Linked DNA regions of Mus musculus: region 2 is linked to region 1. The links are chromatin loops, found by intact Hi-C in ENCODE. Cell type or tissue: gastrocnemius. All regions are shown on one strand.

Region 1 (2,500 bases):
GAAGGGCAGGGGCCCTGTTCTTGGCTTTAGGGTTTCCGCCCCCCCTTGGCTGTGTTTGGAGGTAAGTGTTGATAAGGCAGAAGGCCAGTGGATTCTTCTGCACCCCGTGGGTAGAGACTGCTTGGAGGGAGACCAGCAATATACCGTGAGGAAGAAGGGCCCATGTTCACCGCGGTCTTCTTCCCTGTCCTGACATACAAGGGATTGGATACACGTGCCACCGGCTTTTCTCGCCTTCATCCTGATTCCTATTCCTGTAGGGGAGAATGGAGGAAAGGGGTTCAGGCAGGGATAGTGAGCATTGGGGTGTGTGTGTGTGTGTAGTGTATTTTCTGGGTGTCAGTCCCATGCCCCTTGCAGTGGGAAGGAGATCTAGAGAGGCCTTGCTTCACAACACACCTACCACCATGCTTTCCTACCTGGACTGATGACCACCGTCCCCTCGATGGAGTTGTTGCTCGGTTGCTGTACTCCAAGGGAGAAGCTCGCCCAGGGTCTTCCTCCCTCCTGCCCCTCTCTGCTCAGCCTGGGGAGGAGCAGGTCTCTATGGAAGGACCAAACACCCACCCTTTCTTGGGTGAGCACGCACTCTACCTCTGTGCTTCGATTTCCAGTGCATCACACACTGATGCTGCTTGAAAAAAAAAATCAAACACTCAGAAGTTGCATTCAACAGGGCCACTGGATCCCCTTGGGATTCGGTGCCAGATATTACAGGGTCTGTGGAGTACCAGCCATTGGCTTGCTCTCCCTTTGTTCCTCCCTCTGCACCAGAATAATTATCCTTCCTGTGTTGGTGCCAGCCGGGTTGGAATTGGGTTCAGAGCAACTGCTTTAGCGTGTTCAAATGTATGTGAGGTCAGGCCTCTTAGGGACCCGGGCAGTAGCACCGGTGCCTTTAGAAAACTTGGCACAGAGCAGAGAGGGTGTGTGACCTTTCACCTCTCCTCTGCTTCAGATCTCTTCAGGGAGAAGGCACACTGCAGAGCCCTCCTGCCTAGCCTTCCCCAGCAGGGTTCCCTGGAGAGGCTGTCCTTAGGATTGTCCTTCAAGGGAAGTCAGGGTTGGCTCCTGCAGGCTTCATGAGGGATGTCATCCTTGGGGTCTTTAAGGCAGGATATGTATTCTGAGGGCAATCAAGGTTCAGAAGGCACAAGGAGCCAGGCTGGGGTATACTCACCCCAACAAGGAGCCAGGCTGGGGTATACTCACCCCAACAAGGAGCCAGGCTGGGGTATACTCACCCCAACAAGGAGCCAGGCTGGGGTATACTCTCCCCGACAATGGGGTTGGGGGCGGGAGGGTTCCTCTCCTTCTATTTTGGGAGTTTTATGTGGCGTAATGAACCTAGACAAGAGACCAGAAAAAAATGATCTGTAGTTCTGTCTGTTACCTGCTAGGTTTGAACACCGTACCATTTTACTGTTTAGGCCTCTGGGGTAGTGTTCTTTGAGTTGGGGCTTGAAGAGTCTGGTCATAACGCTGCCGTAAAGGTAGTCAGAGAGGAACTGTCCAGGTGGACTTGAGGAGGGCTCTGCTTCTGTACCATGTCTGGCCTTAGGCTGGGAGAACTGAGGGAGGTTTGCCAGCTAGGGTGGGGGACAGGCATCGCAGGGTCCTCTAAAGCCAAGCACAGGGGAAGGCCCAGAGTGCCAAGTCACTGACTAGTAACTTAGCAGCCAGGCCCATGTCCCTCATTCCCTTTGCCTCTGTTAGGACCTTCTGAGAACCAAGGGCTGTATGGGGCCCCTCTTATTCAGCTGCCCAGGGCTATGGGCTGAGGGTATCTATGTGGACAGAAGTGTGGACGGCTGAGCTGGAACACTCGTGGGCCTGCCCAGCTAATGTGGGCCGTGTGGAGGGTGTTTACAGTCTGCGCTCTATACTCCTGCTCTCTCGACTTCGGCCGACTAGCTGCTTTTCACAGTAAGCCTGCCTTTTCTCCTCAACCTGGCTGACTGTCCTTCTGACTGGACTCATGGTCCTGGGCCTAAGGCCCGGGCGGGGGCTGCAGCTGCTCCCAGTGCTCTGACTGTGTCCCCCAGCTTCGCTGTGTTTCTTGCTACCTAATTTCAATGACTGTGAAAAGAAATGATCTCTGAGCCATGGCCGGCTCTGGCTGGCCCCCAACCCACCCTCTTTCTACTGTTTGGATAGCTGTCCCTCTGCTGTGGAAATGCTGTCTGCTGCTGAGAGACTGCCACTGGATTTAGGACAGGAAGGCTGACATTTCCTTGGTACATCAAGAGACATGGTCACATGGCCACGTGTGAGTGAGGCCAGGGTTGCTGAGGGCCTAGTGAGGGCCCAGCACAGGTCCTGTACATCATCTACAAGTCTTCTGTGAGTGTCTGACTCAGGGCTGGTTCCTTCCTCTGGGCTATTTATTTTGGCTCTTTTCAGTCATTCCCCTGTTCCATTCACACATGACCTACTAGGAAGGCCTCTTTGTTTCATCTCTTGCTTTCTAGGGTATCTGTAGACAGGGATCAGACTTGAG
Region 2 (2,500 bases), 68 kb after region 1:
CAAGGACAGAAACTATGCCCTAGAAAAAGCAAGGAAGTAATCCTTCAACAAACCTAAAAGAAGACAGCAACAAGAACAGAATCCCAACTCTAACAACAAAAATAACAGGAAACAACGATTACTTTTCTTTAATCTCTTAATATCAATGGACTCAATTCTCCAATAAAAAGACATAGACTAACAGACTGGCTACACAAACAGGATCCAACATTTTGCTGCTTACAGGAAACCCACCTCAGGGAAAAAGACAGACCTACTACCTGAGAGTGAAAGGCTGGAAAACAATTTTCCAAGCAAATGGTCCGAAGAAACAAGCTGGAGTAGCCATTCTAATATCGAATAAAATTGATTTCCAACCCAAAGTTATCAAAAAAGACAAGGAGGGGCACTTCATACTCATCAAAGGTAAAATCTTCCAAGATGAACTCTCAATTCTGAATATCTATACTCCAAATGCAAGAGTAGCCACATTCATTAAAGAAACTTTAGTAAAGCTCAAAGCACATATTGCACCTCACACAACAATAGTGGGAGACTTCAACACCCACTCTCATCAATGGACAGATCCTGGAAACAGAAACTAAACAGAGACACATTGAAACTAACAGAAGTTATGAAAGAAATGGATTTAACAGATCTCTACAACCAAACCAGGAGCTGGTTCTTTGAGAAAAATCAACAAGATAGACAAACCCTTAGCCAGACTAACTATCAGGCACATGGAGAGTATCCTAATTAACAAAATCAGAAATGAAAAGGGAGACATAACAGAACACGAGGAAATCCAAAACATCATCAGATCCTACTACAAAAGGCTATACTCAACAAAACTGGAGAACCTGGATGAAATGGACAAATTTCTAGACAGATATCAAGCACCAAAGTTAAATCAGGATCAGATTAATGATCTAAACAGTCCCATATCCCCTAAAGAAATAGAAGTAGTCATTAATAGTCTCCCAACAAAAAAAAGCCCAGGACCAGATGGGTTTAGTGTAGAGTTCTTCAAAAAACATGTAATTCCAATTCTCCTCAAACTATTTCACAAAATAGAAACAGAAGGTACTCTACCCAATTCATTCTATGAAGCCACAATTACTCTGATACCAAAACCAAATAAAGACCCAACAAAAAAAGAGAACTTCAGACCAATTTCCCTCATGAATATCAATGCAAAAATACTCAATAAAATTCTCACTAACTTAATCTAAGAACACATCAAAACTATCATCCATTATGCTCAAGTAGGATTCATTCTAGGGATGTAGGGATGGTTTAATATATGGAAATCCATCAACGTAATCCACTATATAAGCAAACTCAAAGACAAAAACCACATGATCATCTCTTTAAGATGCTGAGAAAGCATTTGACAAAATCCAACACTCCTTCATGATAAAAGTCTTGGAAAGATCAGGAATTCAAGGCCCATACCTAAACATAATAAAAGCAATATACAGCAAACCAGTAGCCAACATCAAACTAAATGGAGAGAAACTTGAAGCAATCTGTACTGGCTGGTTTTGGGTGTCAACTTGACCCAGCTGGAGTTATCACAGAGAAAGTAGCTTCAGTTGAGGAAATGCCTCCATGAGATCCAGCTGTAAGGCATTTTCTCAATTAGTGATCAAGGAGGAAAGGCCCCTTGTGGGTCCAGGGGAGGCAAGCCAGTAAAGAACACCCCTCCATCTATGCATCAGCTCCTGCTTCCTGACCTGCTTGAGTTCCAGTCCTGACTTCCTTGGTGATGAACAGCAGTATGGAAGTGTAAGCCAAATAAACCCTTTCCTCCCCAATTTGCTTCTTGGTCATGATTGTTTGTGCAGGAATAGAAACCCTGACTAAGACACAATCCCACTAAAATCCAGGACTAGACAAGGCTGCCCACTTTCTCCCTACCTATTCAATATAGTACTTATAGAGGAGAAAGTGGGGAAAAGCCTTGAAGATATGGGCACAGGGGGAAAATTCCTGAACAGAACAACAATGGCTTGTGCTGTAAGATTGAGAATCGACAAATGGGACCTCATAAAATTGCAAAGTTTCTGTAAGGCAAAAGACACTGTCAATAAGACAAAAGGCCACCAAGAGATTGGGAAAGGATCTTTCTTTAGCAATCCTAAATCAGATAGGGGACAAATATCCAATATATATAAAGATGGACTCCAGAAAATCAAATAACCCTATTAAAAAATGGGGTACAGAGCTAAACAAAGAATTCTCACCTGAGGAATACGGAATGGCTGAGAAAGAAGCACCTGAAAAAATGTTCAACATCCTTAATCATCAGGGAAATGCAAATCAGAACAACCCTGAGATTCCACCTCACACCAGTCAGAATGGCTAAGATTAAAAATTCAGGTGACAGCAGATGCTGGTGAGGATGTGGAGAAAGAGGAACACTCCTCCATTGTTGGTGGGATTGCAAGGTGGTACAACCACTCTGGAAATCAGTCTAGTGGTTCCTCAGAAAACTGGACATAGTACGACAAGAAGATCC

Evidence for each region. A loop is a pair of places that touch in the nucleus more often than their neighbours do. Peaks named below come from ENCODE experiments on the same cell type or tissue, not always from the same donor. Only the 100,000 strongest peaks of a DNase experiment are listed, where the experiment ranks them.
Region 2: a loop joins it to region 1, with 2.3 times the contacts of the local background. A loop is called at or near these places in 9 of 42 quality-filtered maps.

The regions. Positions count from the first base shown.
Region 1 is chr6:120,489,530-120,492,029 of GRCm38, reverse strand. Tmem121b (transmembrane protein 121B) reads left to right here. Exons shown (of 1, transcript NM_033567.2): 1 at 1-2,500. Among named protein-coding and RNA genes, the nearest start is that of Tmem121b, 3.2 kb to the left of the region's middle. In gastrocnemius, no CTCF peak of the experiment used is centred here; DNase peaks (open chromatin) are centred at 801 and 960.
Region 2 is chr6:120,421,520-120,424,019 of GRCm38, reverse strand. The region is part of intron 22 of Kdm5a (lysine (K)-specific demethylase 5A); the gene reads right to left. Among named protein-coding and RNA genes, the nearest start is that of Il17ra, 40 kb to the left of the region's middle. In gastrocnemius, no CTCF peak of the experiment used is centred here; no DNase peak of the experiment used is centred here.